Linked DNA regions of Mus musculus: all the other regions are linked to region 3. Evidence: chromatin loops called from intact Hi-C (ENCODE). Cell type or tissue: left cerebral cortex. All regions are shown on one strand.

Evidence for each region. A loop is a pair of places that touch in the nucleus more often than their neighbours do. Peaks named below come from ENCODE experiments on the same cell type or tissue, not always from the same donor. Only the 100,000 strongest peaks of a DNase experiment are listed, where the experiment ranks them.
Region 1: a loop joins it to region 3, with 7 times the contacts of the local background. A loop is called at or near these places in 23 of 42 quality-filtered maps.
Region 2: a loop joins it to region 3, with 7 times the contacts of the local background. A loop is called at or near these places in 24 of 42 quality-filtered maps.

What each region holds. Positions count from the first base shown.
Region 1 is chr13:29,979,566-29,987,565 of GRCm38, forward strand. E2f3 (E2F transcription factor 3) reads right to left here and starts at 6,498. Exons shown (of 7, transcript NM_010093.3): 1 at 5,735-6,498. The coding sequence starts at 6,103. In left cerebral cortex, CTCF peaks have their summits at 3,656, 4,806 and 6,495; DNase peaks (open chromatin) are centred at 3,712, 3,975, 4,336, 4,875 and 4 more places; H3K4me3 peaks cover 4,319 bases; H3K27ac peaks cover 3,466 bases.
Region 2 is chr13:30,255,154-30,263,153 of GRCm38, forward strand. No RefSeq gene overlaps it. Among named protein-coding and RNA genes, the nearest start is that of Gm40863, 24 kb to the left of the region's middle. In left cerebral cortex, a CTCF peak has its summit at 4,975 (motif pointing left); DNase peaks (open chromatin) are centred at 3,876, 4,392 and 4,951.
Region 3 is chr13:29,854,177-29,862,176 of GRCm38, forward strand. It overlaps Cdkal1 (CDK5 regulatory subunit associated protein 1-like 1), which reads right to left and starts at 1,497. Exons shown (of 16, transcript NM_144536.3): 1 at 1,387-1,497; 2 at 722-765. In left cerebral cortex, a CTCF peak has its summit at 3,414 (motif pointing right); DNase peaks (open chromatin) are centred at 1,260, 1,421 and 3,426; H3K4me3 peaks cover 1,048 bases; H3K27ac peaks cover 548 bases.

The DNA of each region.
Region 1 (8,000 bases), 130 kb after region 3:
TTTCAAGAAAGTTAAAAAAGTCCTTTGAGGCTGTTGTTGATTAAGTAAAACTGTCTCTGTCAGGGCACCCGAAATGTCACATCCAAAGAACAAATAACTGAAATTTCAAATATCAAACTTTGAAAAACACTGCTACCACTATTTAGGGAACCTGTCGTTCCTTTCCACTTACAAGTCCTTTCCACTGAGTGTCTAAAGTAGCCTTGATTTCTCAGTGTCTCTGGGGCAGTGTAACCGCATCTGAAAGAAACTTGAGTTTAGTAGTCTGCACACCTAAGCCTCCCATGTAGGGCATGTAAGACAGTTAACCCTCTCCTCACAAAAAGAGGTTTTAAGAGGGCAAAAATCTCCAATTTCAGTTTTGGCTCGGAGGGGCCCCCTGTTGACTTGTGACCTTAGCTGAGTAATTTAATTGCAGTGGGCCTGTCATTGTCTTACCTGTAAAAGAAGTGGTTGGATAGGAAAAGCGTTTAACTCCCAAGACCATCTGATTGATCAAATATTGAATACGCTAACCTGAAATACTGTCCGTCAAGTTAGAGGGATGTTGCCATGCCTTTACATTACAAACGGCCGCAAACAATTGGGTCATTAATTCTATCTTCTGCATACTATCTGCTATCTTCAAGCTGACACAACTCCTGCTTTACCAGGACAAAGCACCAACCGAGACCTGGTACTTAGGGTCGCCAAGTTCACAGGGGCCTTTGGATTCCATCCTGGCTTTACCACATCTTCAAAGTTACAGGTAACTGTGGCCACAAGATTGACTCCCACTAAGGCAAGCAGGGTAGAGAAACATATTCTTGCAACTTAAATGCTTAAAGGCAATGTTTAAAGCAAAAGTATGTGACGAAAATAAATCAAACGCCCCCTCCATGGGAAAGCCAGATAAATAATCCGGCTGTATTAACCCCACCCCCACTTTGCTGGTCTCATCCCAGCAAGGTTGCTTTCTGGTACCTACCTTCTGTAGTTAGTACCAGAACCTCTTCTCTGTGTGAGATTATTTTCCTAGTCATTCTTGGAAAGGAGACAGGATGGGGAGGTGAAAGGCCCTACATCTGTGGTTTTCTATATATAATATTGTCCCCTTTATCGGGTCTCCTCAGTCCCATCAAATATTATTGGATGGGAACTCCTTAGCAACTGTAAACACAATTCCTGAAACACTACTTAAAGCTGCTCACAGCCATGAACGTGTGCATCAGACCACATACTTTGTACCCCAGAGAACTTAGGGATGGTCCTCTAAGCATGGCAGGTGGGGATGGGAAGAACTGGAATCTCTCCTCCTTGCGCTATTTCAGGTAGCTTCGTGGACTTCGAGGGACTCAGTAAACCAAGTAAACAATTTCTACCCCACCCTGATTAAAATATTATTTAAAAGTAGATGAGTGAAAAGACTTGGGAGTTGATTAGCTTGGGACAATGCTTACAGCCAGTCATATAGACTATTTATAAGTCAGGGTTAAGTTGGGAAAAAAAGCCAATTGGAAAGGGATTAAATATATGTGTGTGTGTGTGTGTGTGTGTGTGTGTGTGTTTGTGTGTGTGTTCTCACTGGAGATGATCGAATCAGAAAAGCTAAGGAGAAACTACTGCTTATTTCTAAGACACCTCCTACCATCCTCCCTCCCTTTTTGTCCCTCTCTTGCTCTCCTTTCACTTCCCAGGCGCTGATACTTATTTCTAATCCCAGAGTATATTCCTTTCCCAAGTTAACTTTACACAGCACACTGCTAAACTCAGACTCTGTCCTTGCAAGTATTATATAAGGTGGTGATATTTAGAAAAATACACGCGCGCGCGCACACACACACACACACACACACACACACACACACATACACACACGCATCCTTTTCTGTGCTCAGGTTTGGGTGCTTTGACTAAGTTAAAGGTGCTTTTTTCCCAAGGATGCTTAGGGTGGCCCACTCAGTACTGTCTACAGGGGAGCTATTTGTACCGCCCAAGTCTGGGCATTGTATTTTATTAAAAGTTCCATTTTGGGGTATGTAGTGACTAAAACTTCTGTTCCAGCCTCAACTTGGCATCAACCGTATGTCTCAGTGGAAGCGGGCTTACTGCACACAGAACCACAGGAGCCCCACGTTTTCTTCTCTCAAAGTTGTTGTGGGAAAGAGTCCCTGCTGAAACTGCATCCCCAGTCCTCCAATCTCAGAGGAAATTCCCAGGCACCGAAGGTTCTCTCAAAAAGTATAATCAGCAGGTTGCTCTGACTGGATTAAATTAAATCTGACATGATAGGCTGCCTCTTGCACTGATAGAGTCTCAATTTTCTGGAAGAATGAAATTACATATCACTTTAGAAAACATATGAGCATTCTGCTCACATCAGTAAACAGAGGAACAGCATCTAAGTCATTTCTGAGTTACAGAAATACTTGATTCATAAATACGAATTTTATGGGGCAGCTAACTATTTGCCAGGCCTTGAGCTAAGTACTGTACACTCATTACCATGACTTAAAAAAAGAAAGTCTCAGTATTATTGCCCTGCCTTACAGACGGAACCATTTGGGCAGATAAAGTTATTGGCCTAATAGCAGACAACTTGTAAACAAGCCAGGAGGCTTACAGTTAGCAAGAAGGCAAGCCACTCACTGTCAAGTTCTTAGATGCTCTAGAGATGTAACTTGAAAAGCAGACACAGATAGGTCTAGAATTGTTGTCACCTGAAGAATTCCCCACCTCTTCTTGAACATAGAATGTTTAGTCTTATCTTAGTTCATTCCATATGCCTTCTCAATCTTCATGCTTAGGGGAAAATATCAACAGAATTCTAAAACACAGGGCTATGCATGTTTTAAATCTCAGAACTTGGGCACTTGAGGCAAGAAGACCAGGGGTTCAAGGCTATAAAAGACCCTGCCTCAAAAACAAAATCAAATAAATTCCAAGACTTAACTGGAAGCCTTCGGAAACACTGACAAGAAAAACATAATAAACAAATCAAGCATTGCCTGCAACGCTTAGGACTTTGTATGCACCTGGGAGATAAACTTCATACCCCTCCCACAAGATACAGCTCTGGAAGCATAGATTAACCAGTGATTCAGCATACATTACAATCTTACATAAAACTACTTCGGAATATGTGTAAGAGGCATTTATATTCCTATAATGAAACATTATTTTTGAGTATACAAATTCAATCTATATTCCTGGAATAATAACTTCATGGCTAGAAGGACAATAAAAGTTTAGAAATAACATGGAAGGTGGTGAGGGCAATAATTTTATACTTCAAGTACTTAACTACAGTAAACTACATATAAATTTGGTTAGACAGTCTTGGGTGAGCTGGTCCAATGAATAATCTAAGATATTTCTTAAAGAGCAATTTACTAGCCTCACAATTTCCTATTATCAAAAATAACTTTCCCTGCAAATCTGAATCTGATCCAAGAAGTGTGTCAATAGCCAGTTGTTCCAGCTTATTTATGATATAGGAACCGAGTGTGTAGGGGGAGTGGGCTTGCTGCACTGCACGGTCAAGCATGTTTAATCAAGTCCGTAAAAGTATTTACCACTAATGAAAGCATGGAATATATCCTGTGCCTGAGAATCTAGCACACTGGATACTGTACACAGTGTAAGCAGGTACTGTACTCGGCTTCCCCCCTGCTGGCAGACCCTAGTCACTAAAAGGATGAGCCTCTTTGACTGGGACTGTCTCTATCACACATCCCTAGTAAGTATCTCTAGGCTGGAAAGCACTCAAGATCCAACCCAGGGGAAAATTATAAACAGAAAAGAAATTTAAGAAAATTAATTCTTTCGCTACCCACCCCATTTCCCAAAGTCCTATATATGTGTACGGACTTTCTTAAGAGACCCCAGCAAAATACTGATCGTGCAGAAACAAACACACCTAGACCTAAGACTAGGTGAGATCTTCGACTGGTATTATCATGCAACCATAGGTATCCGAGTCCGGGTGGGTTCTAGTCTGGTCTGGGCCAAGGCACAACACGAGGGTGAAGACAGAAGGCATGGAGGAAGGAATGCAGGAGAGAAAGGAAGAGAGGGAGACCTCGGGGCCACACTTCTTTCTAGTAGCAACAAAAAGGAAAGCCGCATACTGACCTAAATCATCTCTCAAAGGCGCTTTATAAATTACAGGGACAAAGGGAGGGGGTGGCGGGTGGCCTGGGAACCCCACAGACACCCTACCCTCTGACCCGCCCCCTCCCCCTCCAGCACAAGGGAAGCAAGACAGAAAGCAGCTCAACTCGGCCACGGGCGTGAAGCCCTCATCAGGGTTTCAATTGCCCATCCATCCACCCCCCAAAAGAAACACACGTAAACACTATACCCACCCCGGGGGCGGCCACTCCCGCCCCGGGGCTCCTAGAAGCGGAGGCCGGGGATTTACTTAGTTAGATTTTTCTTGCTTACTCATTTCCCTCAAGCACCCAACCCCCCGTTCCCACTCCAAAACCCCGCTCCGTCGCCTACCCTCCGGCTCGGGCCCCCCGGGGATCCCGGGTCCCCGCGGCGGTGGCTCGGGCCCCCGCGCGGTCCAGGTCACTAACCTGCTGCTGTAAGGGCATTTCCGAAAGCAGCCTGGCTCCGGGGGAGGTGGGGGGCCGGCTGGAGAGGGGGCCCGAGGCCGAGTGGAGCGGCGGCGCCGGGCGAGGGCGGGCGCCGTGGGGGGGTGGGGACGGGAGAGGGAGGGTGGCGGTGCCGGGTGCGAGGGCGCCGGGACCGTCCCAGGCCTGGGAGCCGGCGAGCAGGAGGAAGTGGGTGCCCCCTCTCCCCCTCCAGCGCCCCCTCCCGCCGCCGCCTCCTCCCCAGTCACAGGCGCGTCCTCCGCGCACGTGTGCGAAACGTCACCGGCGGGTCCCGGAGAGAAGGGACAGATCCTGGCGGCGGGACGGGAACCCGGCTGCCCCCGCCCTCCGTCGCCGGGGGGGCGGGGAGGGGGACAGGGCGGGGAAGGAAGGGGCAAGGGGAGAGGCGGGTCAAGGGCAGGCCCGGGGCCCGGAGAGCAAGGCCCCAGCGCTCCGGCCACGCGGGCGCCGCCGCTGCCACCGCGGAGATGCGCCCAGGCCGGAGCACCCGCCCGCCGGCCCCTTGTCGCAGACAGCGCGAGCCCTGGCCCACCGGGGCTCTCAGCTCCACCTCCCCCACCGCGATACCCGTCCACCTCCCAGATCCCCTTTGTTGCCTGGAGCTAGGTCCCCAAAGGTGCCAGGCACTGGCGCCCCTGCGCTCGGAGCACGCCTGCGGGACCCCCAGTCGCCCAGGGGCAGCAGAGACAGGAGAGGAGGCTTGCACGCCTCGGGTCCCCCAGTTTACATCCTCTGGGGTCCCCCACTCTCCAGTGCACTACTCCCTCCCCCACCCCCTTCTCCATCCGGGGCGTGACCCCTTCCTACGCCCGAGAAAGAGGAAGCTTCGAGTTGCAAGGGAGGGGAGAGTGGGGGTAGGGAAAAGTGCAGGAAAAGAAGTGGAGGGGGGGGGGGCGCGAAAAGTTTTGGAGTGTTGGATGTGGTTCTCAAAGAGGGACTCCCCACTGCCCCGCGTGCCTGCCCAGGCCCCCACGTCCTCCCAACGTCCGCAGGAAAGCACCCCGAGTCTAACAATAAGCACACGCTGGAAGGGACAGCAACGAGGCCCACGATGCTCAGCCTCGCGCTCCCGCCGCCACCGCTCCCGGGAGCCCGCCTCCCACCTGGGCTAGGGACGCTGAGGAGGGTATTACCGGTGGGCCACCGCCGCCGCCGCGTCCTGGTGCTGGTGGCTGCTGCAGCAGCCCGACTCTGCTGGAGGGTCCTTGTGGCGTGGTGTAGAGGCTGCTGGCGGCCGGCTCCGTGCCGGGGACACTGGGGAGAAGGGGGCCGGCGGTCAGGGCGCCACTTTGGAGGGAGGTGGCACAGGACGTGGTGGAAGGGTTCGTAGTGAGGATCTGGATGTACGTGCCCGGGGCGGCGGCGGCGGCGAAGCCGGGGCTGGCTAGCAGTGCCCTTTTGTCCATGGAGGCTGCAGCGGCGGCGGCGACGACAGCCGCCCCCTCCCCACCCCCGGCGGTCACCAGGTACTGCTCCAGGGCGGGCTGGATCCCCTTTCTCATCTCTCGCTCCTGCTCTTTTTTAGTGTTACGATATATTAACGTATTGCTTTCAATTTCTTTTATTATTTGCAGCCGGAGTTTCCAAGTCTCTCCTTCTCGCCTCCCCTCCCGGCGCTTCCGAACCCTCTCTCTCTCTTTTCTTTTTATTTTTCCGCACCGCACAGGCCCCGGGGGCCAAAAATAATCGGGGGTCTGGAGAGAGGAGGGTCCCGGCCGCACGGATATCAGGCCCCGAGGAGGGATGGAGGCGTCGGGGGCAGCCGATGCAACGGATTGCGAGGCGGTGGCGGCAGCCCGGGTGCTGCGGCCGGCAGCTGAAAAATGGCTCCAGGAAGCTGCTGCTGACAATGAATGAAGGGATACGGTTTACGCGCCAAGGTCCTCCCGCGAAACTCAGATTTCCCGCCGGCTTTTCAAACCATATTTGCATATCTCCGCCCCTCAACCCGCCGAGGACTGTTCCCACAGTCCATTGGATCCCTGTCGCCTTACTTCGGTACCAATCCTGGAGCGAGGTCGCCACTGGCTGTTTTCCATTGGCTGCCATACACCATGGTTACCGGGGTGACCCGGGCTCTATTTGCATAGAGCAACCTGACTGGCTGGAAGCAGAGCAGGCTTCTTAGGAGGTGGGGCAAAGTCCTACTCTCCCACGGAAAGCCACGCCCATTCCAGGCCCCTCCCTCGCTCCTACCCGCGGGGCTGGCTCTGATGACCTGGGCAGGGACTCTGCCTCGCAGACTCAGTGTGGATCTAGTCTTGAGCGCAAGTTTCGGTTTTGGAAATTGTCAAGGTGACACCCTCAGGGACTTTGTTTCCTGTAACCAAGCAGTGTAGTAAATGAAGAACTGGTAGAAATTCCCCTAAATATGTGTCAAAGGCAAGTTGGACCCGGCCTGGCAGGTGGAAAACTGAGCCCTTTAAATCCTGGGTTTCTTCCTTCCTGAAATCCAACCAATGACGTGAGAGCGGATCCGGAGGCCAAGGCTGATAGACAGAAGCATGTGGGCAGACAGAACCGTGGGGGTAGAAGGTTCAGCTGACGCGACTGCAGGCACACTTTAGTTCATATTCCAGATCATTCCTGGCAGCTTCATGATTAGCCCGATTTCGATTTAAGTAAAAATTAACTCTTTGTTCAGTGAACTCTGACTACAAGTATAGGTTTGAGTCTAACAAGCACCCTCTCTGGCCCAGAAACACCCAGGGGAGTTAATCAGGGCTAACCTAGAACTGATCCGCGGGTTTTTAATCCGCCATGCAGTAATCCAAAGTAGTACAGGCTTTTATGGTGACGTGGGACTTCCAGTGAAAGCTGCCTGCACTCAGCTCTTTACAGCCTCATACGCCAGGAAATTCTTAAGCAAACAGCAAACACTACAACGCAAACCTAACCCGATATGTTTTAAAAGAGGAGAAAAATGTATGCATATATATGTATATATGGAAATCAGAAAATGTCAAGGAAAATGAAATCGTCGAACTGGTTTCTATATTAAAGTAAATACTCACGGATCTTTAAAATGAGCATTGTGGGGCTGGAGAAATGGATCAGTTACTTACATAAGTGAGGGGACCTATATTTGATCCCCAATACTCACATTTAAAAAGCTAGGCATGACCGCGTGTATCACTAATCCCAGAACTGGGAGAATGAGACCTGAAAACTCATTGGGGCTTGATGGTCAGCCAGTGAAGCCAGTTGGGAAATTCGAGACTCACTGAGCTATCCTATTCTGAAAACTCAGGTAGAGAGCTACTGAGGGAGACATCTGAGGTTGACCTCTCTGGCCTCCACAGGCACGTGCATATGCACAAGCGTGTGCACTCTCACGTACACACACACTTGTATACGCACAATGAGAAGTATTTACGACTGAGGAGGAAGGTGAGGGAA
Region 2 (8,000 bases), 400 kb after region 3:
TTTGATCCCCAGTATCACACAAGCCTGACATGATGGCACATGTCTGTAGTCCCAGCCCTCTGGAGGCAGAAGCAGAAGGATCAAAAATTCAGGGTCATCCTGAGCTACAGAGAGAGTTTGAGGCCATCTTGGGCTACATGAAACTGTTGCACAATAAACCTCTAAGATGGGAGAGTCAGAGGGTTTAACTAGCTTAGTTTCTGAGACCTCTTACACAGGGTGGTCATTCTTCCTCCCGTGTCCTCAGAGACCGTCCCTCTCAGTGTTCGTGCACCCTAGTTGCACTTCTGTTTTCCTCTAACCACTATTTTATTTTTATTTTAAAAATAATATAGGATAAATTCTGACTTCTTTTTACTTAGGTTCTACAAACTTTATTTTTTGCTTTATTTCTTTTGTAGAAAATAGATTATTTTCTCATATCCTATAATATCCTGACTACAGGATTTTCCTTCCCTCTACTCCTCCCAGTTCCTCCACAACACCCTCCTCTCCCAGTCTGGACCCACTCCCTTTCTCTCCCTTATTAGAAAAGAACAGGCTTCTAAGAGATAATACTAAAATATAGCAAAATAAAATATAATAATATATGACAAAAACTATCACATCAAAGTTAGGACAAACCTACAGAAAGGAAAGAGCCCAAGAGAAGGCCCATGGATCAGAGAATATTGCGTTTATTTACATGCCCAGGAATCCCATAAAAACCCTGACCTGGAAGTCATAATATATACGCAGACAATCTAGGTGCAGACCCTTGAGTGCTGTCTCAGTCTCTATAGGTTCATATGAGTTTCAATCACGTCGACTTAGAGGGTTTTGTTTTCTTCCGTGTTCTCTCTCCCCCCTGGCTCTTACATTTATTTTTCTGTCTCCTCTTTCTCAGAGTTCCCTGCAATTCCAACTTCTTGGAGCGCTGGCCATATTGATTAAAGCCCACATTAATTATCTCAATGTAACACTTTGACAGCCTTATCTACAAACAGAGCCACATTCTCATGTATTGGGAGTAGGACTTCTGCATGAGTTTGGAGAGAACAAATTTCAGCCCCTATAGACCTGTAGGCTTTTCTCAGTTTCCATGGTAATAAGCTACGCTTGTGCATTTCTCTGGTACACATACCGAGTGTAGACCTGGCATGACAGGATAGGTATGGCGGAGGCCAATGTTAGGATGCTTAGGTAAAGGAATAGATTTTCTAGTAAGAGTCAGCAGAATTGCTTTGAGTTTGAGGTCAGTTTGGGCTATAAAATTGAGAGCCTGTTTCAGAAGAAGACAGAGAGGGGAGAGAGAGAGAGAGAGAGAGCGAGAGAGAGAGAGAGAGAGAGAGAGAGAGAGACAGTCAGACAGACAGACAGACAGAGAATCTTAATGTGCCTGTATATTCTAGTTCATATGACACTACCCTTTCCTTTCCTTGTGGTGTGAAATAGCTTTTCCTTGCCAATATTTAAATATGTACTTGGTACCTGTGTGTATGTGTGTGTGTGTGTGTGTGTGTATACACACACCTGTATGTGCAGGTGCCTTTCCTTCAGCACCAACATCTTGTTTTTGGGGACAGAGTTTCTCACCAGCCTAGGTTATATTCACACATGGCCAGGAAGTCACAGCAACAGGAGCTGGAAGGAGCTGGTTATACCATATCCACAGTCAGAAGCAGAGAGCAATAAATTAATGCCCACACGCTAGTCATCAGCTCACATTCCCACCTCTCTCCTATACAGCCAAGGATCCCTTGGCTAGGGAATGTCGCCGCCCACAGTGCATGGGTCTTCCGACTCCAATTCGCGTAATCAAGATAATGCAGATCCACTGGCCAAACAGCTGATCTAGACACGGAGACACCCCTCGCAGCGGAGTCTAGATTGTGTCATGCTGACAATTAAAACTAAGGAAGATACCAAGCAGCACTTACCAGACATACATTTATTGATTATTTATTTATTGCCAACGTGATCATTGTGGGGGGAAAATTACAGAGGAAACACAATCCTCCCCCCTCAGCCTGCCCTCAGCTCGCTGGCTCTGCTTTGTTTTCTGCGGTTATCACTCTGACAGTTCTCCATGTGGAATCTGGATGTCAGCTTGCGGCAGATATGCCACATTATAAGCCTTTCTGCATGTTACTCTATAACTTCCTGAGTATTTTTAAAGTTAGCTTTATTCATTTTGTGTGTTATTGTGTGTGTAACAAGTGAGCACAGGCGCGATGGGGCCACGGCCAGCACGTGAAGCGTGTAAATGAGATTTTCATGGGTTCAAGAAATAATTCCCTGATGTTTGAGCACTTGATTAATGGTTCATTTATTGAAAATTAATTCTAGAAAAAAAAATAGAAAATACAGATGTTAAAGCACCGTTTGCCTCAAGGCCAGCCAGCATTTTACCGTACTTCTAGGTTTTCATTTTATTATTTTAGTTTTTATTTTTGTCTGTGCCTTTGGAGACACATTTCTTTTTACAGAAGTCTGACACACCCCGAGCTTGTAGGGACATCTCATGCCGAGGGATCTCCCATCCATTTCTGCTCCAGTGAGCATGATAGAGAGTGGAAGCAGAGGTTGCTGAAAGAACTGCCTGGCTTCAGTGGGCCTACTATGTGCTGACTTTTGGCAGGGTCAGTCAATCACAAGCCTTCGCTGTTTAACTATAGCTTACTGGCCATCACCACTTGGGGACGGAGCTTCCCGGAGTCATCCAGTTGCCCCAAGCAGAAATGGGCTGTTTATTTGCTCTCTCAACAGGCAGGTGCATTTGTACAGGGAAAATGGACCCTCAGGGCAAAGCAGGCCTTTTAATCCACTACCTCCAAACCAACCAGGTGCTGAGAGAATGATTAGTAATTCATCGTTTCAATAAAAACATTAGAGAAAAGAGCCTCAGCAGAGAATACTAATAACCTATTGCAAACCTTCAGCTTATATTCAAGGCCAGCTGGGGTTATGCAGTGCGACTTTCTCTCAAAGATCAAAACAAAATTAAACTGACAACCTATAAACATATTTTGACACTAGTAGAATCCAGCGGTCCAAAGTATGTACAATTAATTTTCATGGTCATATTTTATCACTGGTCAACAAAGCTGAAGGGGAAACTCTGAGGGGCTGCATAACATAATGCCGTCCTTTAAAAACCCTATAGGTGGAACAACAATATGAACTAACCAGTACGCTCGTGTTTCTAGCTGCATATGTAGCAGAAGATGGCCTAGTCGGCCATCATTGGGAAGAGATGCCCCTTGGTCTTGCAAACTTTATAAGCCCCAGTACAGGGTAACGCCAGGGCCAAGAAGTGGGAGTGGGTGGGTAGGGAAGCACGGCGGGGGGAGGGTATAAGGGACTTCCGGGATAGCATTTGAAATATAAATGAAGAAAATATCTAATAAAAAAATTGGATGAAAAAAAAAAAAAACACCTCACTTCTAAGAACTCGAAACAGTGATTTGCAAACTGGGGGCCTTCCCCCTACCCCTTTCTTTCTTTACGAAGACAAAGACACACACACATAACGTTGCCTGGCCGATCTCTTACCTGGACAAGGATGATTTTAAGCTTTTGATCCTCCTGCCTCCACTTCCTTCGTGCTGGGATTATAGTGCTAGTGTATGCGGTGCTGGGGATGGAATCCACGGCTTCCTGCAGGCCACGGGAACTCCACTACTGAGCTATGTCCCCAGATGCAAATTGGGTTCTAATGGTAACCCCTCACCCATACCGGTAAGCAAAGGCCATAGCCGGCTCTAAAGGCTAACGTGCATGTGACACATACACTCACAGCGGCAGTGTGGTCTTCAATTACAGCAGAAAGCGCGAATAGTATTCCCAGAAGAGAGCAGTTAAACCCAGACATGCTGCCTTTGGGACTTTGCTGAATCAGCTTCCTGTGAGTCCGAAGCAGCTACTGTCGGAGAACAACAACAAGGAGTGAGGAGGAAGTGCTTCAAAGTACCAAGTGTGTGTGAGAGCGGACCCAGGGCAGTGGTGTGGCAAACTTAGTTTTGATTTGAAACAGGGGCTCCTGTTGCCCCAGCTGCCTTGACTTTCCTGGGCACGAGAATGCTCCTGCCTCAGTTTCCCCTGCACTTGGGACTACACTGGCTTTTGCTTTCACAAAGCGGCCTGGGAAAGAGGAGTGAGAGATTCTTAATGGTTAATGGTTAATGGTTTCCTAGCTTCTAAGCTTCAGTGTGTGTGTGTGTGTGTGTGTGTGTGTGTGTGTGTGTGTGGTGTCTTGCATGTGCCATGTAGTATGTATGGAGATCAGAGTACAACTCTGTAGACTCGGTTCTCTCCTTCTACCTTTGTGTGAGTTCTGAGTACTTGGGTAAGGAGAATTCTGTATATTGCGGGTTTGGGGTGGAGAGATGGTTGGACCGATAAGAACTCTCGCTGCTCTTTCAAGAGGATTGGTTTCTAGCACTCACACCATGCAATGTAATTCACAACCATCTGTAATGCTAGCTTTAGAAGATCAGAAACCCTTTACAGGCGTCTGAAGGTATGTGCATGCGCGCGCGTGTGCACACACACACACACACACACAGAATGTAAATCTTTATATTTTTATTTTATGTATATGAATGTTTGCCTGCATGTGCACCACGTGTGTTCACCTTGCCCAAGAAGCCAGAAGAAGGTTTGAAACTGGAGGTAGAGATAGCTTTGAGCCGCCATGCAGGTGCTTGGAACAGAATCCAGCTCTTTGGCAAGAATAGCAAACACTCCTGACCCCTGAGCCACCTCTCCAGCTCCCAAAACAAGTCTTTTTTAAAGGAAAGCACTTCTATCCTTCTGAGCCATCCCCTTGGCTGGCCCTCAGCCTAACTTAAAATCTACACCTTGCAGTGTAGGTTTGAGAGGAAGCAATCCCAGAGTACCTCTCCTGCTTATGACCTATCTCAGCACAGGCCAGCTACCAATCATTGCTTGAATGCGATTTCTCTGAAGCGGTGTGAAGTAGCGACCTCTTGTGGCCATTTGCAGTAATTTCGATGGCTCTTGTTGAATTGCCAGCCCAGCGTTCCTTTATGGCTTGGACACTCTTTAACCTCTCTGCTGCCCCTTTTGAACTGTAACTGCTAGTGAAATGCTGAAAAAATGATGACCCCCCCCCCAGTCGCCTCTTCCTTCGTTAGTTACAAATAAAAACAGGATGGTGGGTAGACCTAAAATACCAGACGCACTGGAGGTGGCACCAGCTACAGGTTAAGGTTTATGCTTTGAGTTTGCTGTGTGACCTTGGAGAACTTGAACAGCCTCTCTGTACCCTTCCTGTTAGGTGAGTCAGTAACTCATGTGAGGGTTAAATGAGATAGTTTGAGGAACTGATTCAAAGATTTCTGCAGTGATTGTATAGTTTAAATACATCATGAGATTCTGTTGTTCTGACCTGTAAGAGGGAGAGGTAAGATGGCCACAAGTTGCTTGTGTTTTATCCTTTTATAATTTGTTACTTTGTGTCCCACTCCGAGCCTCTTCCTTCCAGGAGGGCCCTCCCCAGTCTGTGGTTGTTAGTGCTAGCTCACTTATTTGGGTCTGCAACTTTGTGGAAAGCGGTATGTTTTCTAGGTAATTCATTTTGGGTGACTGGTTTCTGGAGGGAAATGCAGGCTTTTCATAGTTCCTTTGCTGACAATTCAGTGTGCTGGTCCTGGTGGCTTGGGTACATTTCTGAACCAAGAAAGAAACTGATTCCAGGAAAATGTAATCTTTACGGTGATCTGTTAGAGGTCCGCAATAAATAGCATCCGGCTTACTTATGACAGCACAGACACCCGTGTGTTCCTGCCTGGGGTCACCAGGCTCAGCCAAGCTGTGGCTTAACTTGGCTCTCTCCCTTCCTCTTCCTGTCTCCTTCGTTTCTCAACAAAACATTAGAACCCAGGTAGAATCTGTGAGCTGAGCTGTGCTCATTAGCGTAGAGTGGTAGAAGGCGACTGGTCTTGCCATGTTATCCTTCACTTCATCTTGTTCCTTCCTCGGGATAAGATTTCTAACCCCACCCTGACCCCTGCCTGCCCCAACAATCCAGTTCCCCAAGGAGAAGAGCAGCTTCTGTTGATGGCAAAGCACAGCTCTCGCCTCAAAGCAAATAAAAGAGGCAGTGTGAAGCTAAACGGAGTGACTGCATTCTGGAATCAGGTTTCCGTTTGGCCAGGTAGCACGTTCTACTGTGGGAGGCCTCGGTGATAGACGACAATCATAAATGAAGGCGCTTCCCGAATGCATGACGGGAACATCAGGCAGGCGGCTTATGACCGACTGGGAATCTGCTGTGGGCTCCAAGACGGTGTATAATGACATTCTTAGCACAGGGGCTCATGGGAGTGAGCAGCTTTCCAAAGGTTTCATCTGCTCGTCACAGGATGTAAGGTCAGGTGCATCCGTGGGCAAACAGGGGCTGTTACAGAGGCCAGAGAGAGCCCAAGATAATTTTGTCTCTGCAACATCCCAACCCTGCTCAGCCTGCATGCTCTACCTAGCCTAGTCAGCAGAGTGGCTTCTGAGTACAGGTGCAGCTTTTATTCTGGGGACTTCAGTTCACACATTCCATTTCAGACACGTTTTATTTATTTTTTTATTTTTTTATTAGGTATTTTCCTCGTTTACATTTTCAATGCTATCCCAAAGGTCCCCCATACCCACCCCCCCAATCCCCTACCCACCCACTGCCCCTTTTTGGCCCTGGTGTTCCCCTGTACTGGGGCATATAAAGTTTGCAAGTCCAATGGGCCTCTCTTTGCAGTGATGGCCGACTAGGCCATCTTTTGATACATATGCAGCTAAAGACAAGAGCTCCCAGGTACTGGTTAGTTCATATTGTTGTTCCACCTATAGGGTTGCAGATCCCTTTAGTTCCTTGGGTACTTTCTCTAGCTCCTCCATTGGGGGCCCTGTGGTCCATCCAATAGCTGACTGTGAGCATCCACTTCTGTGTTTGCTAGTCCCGGCATAGTCTCACAAGAGACAGCTATATCTGGGTCCTTTCAGCAAAATCTTGCTAGTGTATGCAATGGTGTCAGCATTTGGAAGCTGATTATGGGATGGATCCCTGCATATGGCAATCACTAGATGGTCTATCCTTTCATCACAGCTCCAACTTTTGTCTCTGTAACTCCTTCTATGGGTGTTTTGTTCCCATTTCTAAGAAAGGGTAGAGTGTCCACACTTTGGTCTTCGTTCTTCTTGAATTTCATGCGTTTGGCAAGTTGTATCTTATATCTTGGGTATCCTAAGTTTCTGGGCTAATATCCACTTATCAGTGAGTACATATTGTGTGAGTTCCTTTGTGAATGTGTTACCTCACTCAGGATGATGCCCTCCAGATCCATCCATTTGCCTAGGAATTTCATAAATTCATTTTTTTTAATAGCTGAGTAGTATTCCATTGTGTAAATGTACCACATTTTCTGTATCCATTCCTCTGTTGAGGGGCATCTGGGTTCTTTCCAGCTTCTGGCTATTATAAATAAGGCTGCTATGAACATAGTGGAGCATGTGTCCTTCTTACCAGTTGGGGCATCTTCTGGATATATGCCCAGGAGAGGTATTGCTGGATCCTCCGGTAGTACTATGTCCAATTTTCTGAGGAACCGCCAGACTGATTTCCAGAGTCAGACACGTTTTATTTGTAATTTACAACTTGGCTCAGTTTCCCACACGCTCTTCTCATTGGTTCCCACACAATTAGAATTAGAGGAACCAAGTTTGTTTTTTAAAATAAAGATTTATTACACACACACACACACACACACACACACACACACACACACACACACAACTGTTCTGTTTATGTGTATATCCCTGCAGGCCAGAAGAGGACACCAGATCTCAGGATAGATGCTCAGTATTCCATGTGGTTGCTGGGATTTGAACTCAGAACCTCTGGAAGAGTAGCCAGTGCTCTTGACCTCTGTACCACCTCTCCAGCCTGGGACCAAGTATTTTACAGAGAGTTACTTTTATTATTTTTAAAATGTGCATGTCTGCGTGTGCCG
Region 3 (8,000 bases):
ACATCGCACAGAAAGGAAACAAGAATCTGGCCTGGCATGGTGGTGCACACACTCAATCCCAGCACTTGCAAGTTTGGTCTATATAGTGAGTTCCAGGCTAACAAGGGATAAACATTAAGACAACATCTCAACAAATTTAAAAAATAAAAATAAATTTTAAAAAAAAGAGAGAGAGAGAGGGAGAGAGAAACAAGACAACCCAGCTAGAAGAGGTACAGAAACAAGCCTTCAGGAATGCCATATTTGGGCTGCAGAAATGGCTCAGAGTTAAGAGCACTGATTGCTCTTCCAGAGGACCAGGGTTCAATTCCCAGCAACCACATGGCAGCTCTTACCTGTCTGTAATTCCAGGATCTGATAACCTCACAAAGACATACATGCAGGCAAAATCCCAGTGCACATAAAATTATAAATACATATTTTAAAAAAAGAAAGAAAGTCATATTTAACAGCCAGGTAGAGAAGTAGGATATAACAGGGACTAAGCAACAGCCAAACAAGAAAACAGATGTGCCACAAATGGGAAAGAGAGCATGTCTCGCTTCTTAATGAAAATGAAAAACTAAGGAAGAGATACAAAAATGTCTCTCCGATGAAGTTATAGGGAAATCTAGTTTTCACAAAATGATACTGGCTAATTACTAAAAACTTAAGACATCTTTCTTCATATTCTAATGCAGAACTAATTACTCAAATATTAGAAACTAAAATAAACCAATACCTTGATTTTCTGAAATTGGTCTCAAGTCCTCTTGAAAGATGAATCTGAAAAATTAAAATTAATTAGAAAATGCGAGTACCCTATAAGTTCATAAAACCAGTGTATGACCTCTTTACAACTTCCTTAAAAAAAAAAAAAAAAAAAAAAAAAGGATGCATCTAGCCACTTTTTAAACTGCTACCCTGCACTGTAACACCTGAGCACAATGAAAATCACCAAGTAAGAAACAAGTGATCCCTTATGACACAGGAAAGTTTTCTAAGCAAGGGAGCAAAGAAAAGAGGGGAAGGGGGCGCAAAAACACAAGCGACCTCTGCCCCTATGCCCAACTTCAGTGCAAAACACTCATCTCCTGAAGCCCTGATCGCGTAGCACAAGTACATTCACGGGTAAAGCGAGAGGGGAAATGAGGCTAGAGCAGAATGGAAGTCCCTGACGTCGCCAGCCAGCAGTGTCTGCCGCCACGCCGGCCTCTCTCCAGGCAGCGCTCCAGAGTCCGACTCTCCACGCCAGCCGCCAAGTCTTTTCCAAACTGCGAGAACAAGCGGGCGATCGGCCCAAAGGAGAAAACCTGCGGAAACGAAGCTCCGCCCAAAATGCAGCTCGGCCCACGGTCGCTGAGCACTGATCCATTTGCCCCAGTATACACAGATCCAGAACTTCACCTGTCCGAACTGAGAGGAAAAAAACCACAAGCCCCTGCCAGGAAACTGCACAGACTTCAGATGGAGAGCGCCATGACACTTGTGTCCCGCCGGGCTGATTTGCGCATGCTCCGCGACGGTAGACCGGAGAGGTCAAAACAGATCGTTGTTTCAAGTTTGCGTTTGTTTTTATCTATAATTATTACCACATTCTTCTACAAACAAAGGTGAAAATACACTCCTACCTCATTATGTTAGCTTATCAACTAACTTCTGCTAAGTTATAACCTTATAACTTGTCCTGCACAGTTAAGAGATTAACATAAACATCTTGCCATTTATTATTACTACTCATTATTCACAAAAAGGGACTGGAGACTTTAAATACTTACCAGAATAATTACCTCCGGAGTAAATCATTTTCATTACATTCATTACATTTTATCAGTTCCCTCCTCTATCTATCTATCTATCTATCTATCTATCTATCTATCATCTCTATCTCTTTTGAGACAGCATCTCTCTATAAAACCTTAATTGCACAGTCACTCATTATATGGAATGAACTGGCCTCGAACTCACAGATCGACCTGCCTTTACCTCCAGATCTCTAGGATTAAAAGCATGCTCCACCATGCCCAACTAATTTCCTTCTCTTCTATAGAGAAGAATAACTAAAATAATAGTTGTTCTATCGAATAACAGAAGTCAATTAACACCAAACTCGTGCCCACATCTACCTCCTACTGCTGGGATTACGGTTGTGGCCCACTGCAGTAGGCTTATATTTCTGCTTCTGCAGAGACAATTCAGCCGAGGTAGTCAGGTTTCATTTAATAATTCCATAAGAATACATAAGAAGAAACCTTTATACTTTCTTTGTCAGTAATGCATAACTTTATATTTAAAAAGCAAAAAGAAAGGAATGATGTGAAAAATATGGAACAAAATCTTTATGTTTTCAAAGGGATGAAGATTTTTGTTGAAGGATGAGTGGTTTAGCAGTCTGTGTATTGGGACCCAGGGACTTCTGCATGCTAAGCAAGCACTGTACCACTAAGCTGCATCTCCTGACCCTAGGTTTGTTGTTGTTGTTTGTTTTCTTGCTTTTGTCTCCATAGTGAAAACTGAATGGGAAAATGTTAGCAATAATAAAACCAATGGACAAAGGAATAATAAATCCAGAAATTACAAAAAATTAAAAACAGATTTAGTTTATAACTTTAGCAATTATCGGTTGTACTATTGAATTTAAACCAATCAATAACTTTTCATGAGACACAATGTGTGTGAGTTTAATTCGCTCTTTAAAAAGTGCATATGAATTGTTTGTGCAGAGATTGCATGGACATAATAGCGACAGTCTTAAGACAGATAAGTCTATTTCTTAGGCGAATGGGACAAACGTAGATGTGAACTGTAGGGATTGGGCATTAAATGTGCTGTGATTTACATTGACTTTCCACAGCCTGTGACCAAAACCCAGCTCTAATTTCAAAACAAGGGGTGCACATAAGAATCGATGTTGGATACAGGGACTGTGAAGATTGATCCTGTATAAGAAATTACTTGACAGAATAAGGCTCCCCTGGCTGAAAACTATATGACAGTAATTTTTTGTTGTTGCTGTTGTTGTTGTTTGGTTTTTTGGTTTTTTTCAAGACAGGGTTTCTCTGTATAGCCCTGACTGTCCTGGAACTCACTTTGTAGACCAGGCTGGCCTCGAACTCAGAAATCCACCTGCCTCTTCCTCCCAAGTGCTGGGATTAAAGGTGTGTACCACCACCGCCCAGCACAACAGTAATTTTTAAGGAAGATTTTTTCCCCCCAAGAGTGGATGAACCCAACAAGAAAGAGTGATAGTGTGAACAAAGAGAAAACAGGAGGAATGCTGTAGCAACATCAAAAGAAAGGCTGCCTCTAGTGAATGAGTGCCTCAAAATATAGGGTAAGAGGGAGGAGCTGAAGCTCTTAAATGCTGCTAGACAGGGACATGAAATCACCTCCAGTCTGTGGAGGAATGCTGAAGGGCATCTTATAAAGTAGCCACTAGAGGTCAGAGTATTGAACTTCTGGCACCAGCTATTCGCTTGCTCTAGCAGGTCACATAAATGGCGTTGCTCTAAGTGTGTAAGTAAATTTCTCTTTTCAGACTCCTGAAACCTGGAACCCTTGCTAGAGCAATGAGAACACCACATTCCCTTGCCGTAGAGCAGGTAACTTACCTAGGCCCAGAATCCTCGGCTTTTGTCATAAGCAAGAATCTGATGCTAGCTCCACAAAAAAAGACAGTCAGACAGAAAGACAGACAGACAGAAAGACAGACAGGGAGGGAGGGAGGGAGGGAGGGAGGGAGGGAAGGAGGGAAGGAGGGAAGGAGGGAAGGAGGGAAGGAGGGAAGGAGGGAAGGAGGGAAGGAGGGAAGGAGGGAAGGAGGGAAGGAGGGAAGGAGGGAAGGAGGGAAGGAGGGAAGGAGGGAAGGAGGGAAGGAGGGAGGGAGGGAGGGAAGGAGTAGCTAAGAAGTTCTGATCCTCCTGCCTTCACTTCTCAAGGCCTGAACCTCAACATATTAAAATTCTTATTGTTAGATATTCTCCCAATGATTTAAAATAATAACTCACATTTATTGTATAATACTCTCATGGTTTATAAGTATCAGCAGGAGACATGATGTTTTCTCTGTCCTTAGAAGGACATGACAATACAGAATAAATTTGGTTTTGTGAGGAACACAGCTTAGTGTTAGGACTCTCACATGCCTAAGGCCGCAGGTTGAACACCCACTGCTGTAAACACTGATAGTAATGACAGATCTGTTATTCACATGAATTGAGTTATGTAATCTTTACTACATGTACTCGGTATACTAAGGACTATTCTAAATGCTCGGGGGAATGAAACGCAGCAATGTCTCTACCTCCTTATTCAGTCCAGCCAAGGCTACATAGTAAGATCTAAATAAAGAATGAATGAAAAACAGAGAGAGAGAGAGGGAGAGAGAGAGAGAGAGAGAGAGAGAGAGAGAGAGAGAGAGAGAGAGAGAGAGAGAGAAAGAGAATATTATTGTTTTCTTTCTGTCTTTCTTCTCTTTCATTTGATAGAGTGCTGTGTAGCCCTGGGTGGCCTATAATTTGCTATGTAGACCAGGCTGGCATCATACTCACAGAGATATAACTCTCACTGCCTCTGCCTTGCTAGTGCTAAATCCTTAGTCCCAGCAATCCAGAGGCAAAGGTAGGTGGATCTTGTGAGTTCAAGGCAAGCTTGGTCTATACTGTGAGTTCAAAGCCGTTCAGGAAGAAGAGTGAAATTTCCATGAGCAGAAATGAGGGGGAGGGGAGACTGCAGGTAGAGCAAATATGGGAGGAAAAAGGAAAGATGAAGAATCATCTTCCCCATACCCCCAACACAATTGGTGAGTTATTTTATACTAAGTGCTCAGAGGTATACATTTAAGAAATCTCATAAAGCTAATCACCTTCCTACCAAATATTAAAGACATTCAAATTGAGGATAATAGAAAATCCTTGGTCTCCTTAAATTGTATGACTTGAGATACATCTAGATGTATTTTAACCTATGACCTCCACACAGGTATGACAAGCAGCCATGAATGAACACACGTGCATACACACACACACACACACACACACACACACACACACACACATACTTATATAATTTTTAATTATTGTTTGAGAATTTCATTCGTACATGAATATTTTGTGTTTTGAAAAAATCCAATCCCCCACTCCCTCCACACACCCTCCCCCATTCCCTCTCCCATTCCCTCCCCATTCCCTCCCCCACTCCCTCCCACACACCCTCCCCCACTCCCTCCACACTCTCCCCCACTCCCTCCCACACACCCTCCCCCACTCCCTCCACACACCCTCCCCCACTCCCTACCACACACCCTCCCCCACTCCCTCCCACACACCCTCCCCCACTCCCTACCACACACCCTCCCCCACTCCCTACCACACACTCTCAATACTACTTCTCTCTCCCAATATTTTTATATTTAATTTTCTCAATTTTTTTATCCGGGACCTATTTCAAACTTCTTTATTTTCTTTTTGAAACAGGGTCTCTCTATAGTCCTGACTGTCCTACAACTTGCCAAGTTGACCAGGCTGGCCTTGAACTCACCGAGATTGGCCTGCGTCTGCCTCCCAGTGCCCACAGGTTAAAGACACTCACCACCAAACCCAGCTCATTTCACACTTCTGAAAATTTTCCCAAATATTGTAACTGATACATGTATAATCTTCATCCCCAGATAATAACCCCTCATACGTCGGAAGTACAGTGCTCACAGCCAGGAAACGATCGTGGGTATAATGCACTGATCCTGGGAGAGTCTTTTGTTTTTTTATCTTCTCTAATCTTGATGCTTTAGAAGAAGAATGGTACAGTTGTTTGTAAAATGTCATTCAATTACAGTCCTCTGATGCGCTCACACCTACATTCATGCTTTTAGTTTCCTGTGGTTTGTTTTGCTTTGCTTTGCTTAGATGCAGGATCTTGCTATGTAACCTTGGCTTTCCTGAATCTCAAACAGATCCATAGGCTTCTGCTTCCAAGCACTCGGATTTAAAGGTGTATGCTACCGTGCCTGGCACAGCTTCCTTTGAGGTAAGGATTTGGGGCAAGAATACCACAGAAGAAATGCTGTCTGCTCCCCTTGGCCTATCTCAACAGAGGCATGTGACAGATCTCATTAACAGTGATGTACTTTGAACACTTGGTCTCACCACTGTGAAACAACTCTTCCACCCTTTGTTATCAATGAGTGACTTGAGGGAAGACATGCTGAGGTTACAATAGAATCCTGTTCCAGAGCATGTTGCTGCCTCTACTTGTGGCATCTCTAAATGACCCTGCAGGGAACAATTATTACTGTGGCATTTGCCAAATGGGGACTTTCCATTTCTATCATGCCTTCTACTTAGATTATTGAATGGGCTTTCCCTTCTCGTTTTTCTATTCAATTATTTATATTGGCATGGATGATTGTGCTCATTTTATATTATAGCTTCTAAGCCATTGTTAGTATTATTTTGTTGCTCAAATTATCCCAAATCTGGCCACGGCTTTGGGTTGCCTTCAGAGTTCTTTGGACACGTCTACATTTCAATTATACATAATTTTTCTGTTAGTGCAATATGTGCCAAAGCTCGTTGTATATCTCTCTACCCCAGCCCTGCAATCGGTCTATTGTCCACAGAGCTATAGTTCCTATTAGTTTAAAGTGCTATTTAGAGACCAAGATAGGAAGCCAAATGTTGTGATATACATTTATAGTTCTAGAATGTGGGAGGTGAAGACAAAAGGATCAGGAATTTAAGGCCAGACTCTGCTACAAAGAAAGTATGAATCCATCCTGGGCCACATGACAATCTACATGGAAAGGGAAGGAAGGAAGGAAGGGAGGAAGGGAGGGAGGGAGGGAGGGAGGGAGGGAGGGAGGGAGGGAGGGAGGGAGGGAGGAAGGAAGGAAGGAAGGAAGGAAGGAAGGAAGGAAGGAAGGAAGGAAGGAAGGGGAAGGGAAGGGTGATAGGAGGTGGCTCAGCAGCAACATTTACTGCTCTTGCAAAAGACCCAGATTATGTTCCCAGAATTCCTATAGAGGCTGTTACAACGGCCTACAATGCCAGTTCCAGAGGATCTGATGTCCTCTTTTCTGGTTCTCTTGGGCTCCTGCATCCGCGTATGCACAAAAATACATACATGCTCACACACATAACTAAAAAATAAGTAAATAAATAAATCTTTCAGAAAATAAATAATGATATGAGCTTCAGTATGCTATTGCTTCTGGTTATCATTGCTCCAGAAGCTACAGTATACTCGAGGCAAACTTGGAGTGTCTGTTAGATATCCATGTGGATTCTTGGCCTGGCAATTGGACTTATGATTCTAAAGCTTTGAGAAATGCAAGAGGAAGCTAGGAAGTTGGGGATCATTGCCATGCAGGTAGAATCTTAAGCCAGGACTTGTATGAAAGTGCCCGTGGAATGAGCCTGAAGCATGCTCCTCCCCAACTAAGGTGGGGGAGAAGAGAAAGAGACAGAAAAGAAGACTGAGAAATAACAACTGATGGGAAGGAAGGAAAGCAAGAATGTGGGGTCCTGGAAGGCAAGGGAAAACCCAGAAGTGGGGACGGCAGGCAGCATTAACCGATGCTGAAGATGCAGGGAATGGATGCTGAGCATGAGACGTCAGCGTGAACAGTCTAGATGGGCAGTTTCTGGAGGAATGATGGGCGTAAACCTTGAATGGACTATATCAAAGGGTAAGGAACTAGAGACAGGACATCAGCCAGGAGCAGAGAGATCAAACTGTGGCAAAGGAGGAATCATGTTCATAAAGAATTGTGTTGAAGATAGGAAAAACAAGAGCATGCTTAAATGCTAAAACTCCTAGAAATGGGAAGACGGCAGTGGCAGAAGGAAGGGAGATTGTTAGAATAATATTTCTTGAGGTATAAAATTTTTAAAATACACAAAAGTTATTTAAAAATAAATAAAAATATCAGGTAGCAAATGAAGTAGAAACCTAAGGACTCTTTGAAAAGTCGGTGGAATGGTGTTTTGCTTGGGCAAACATGTGAAGGAACATTTCATGAAAGT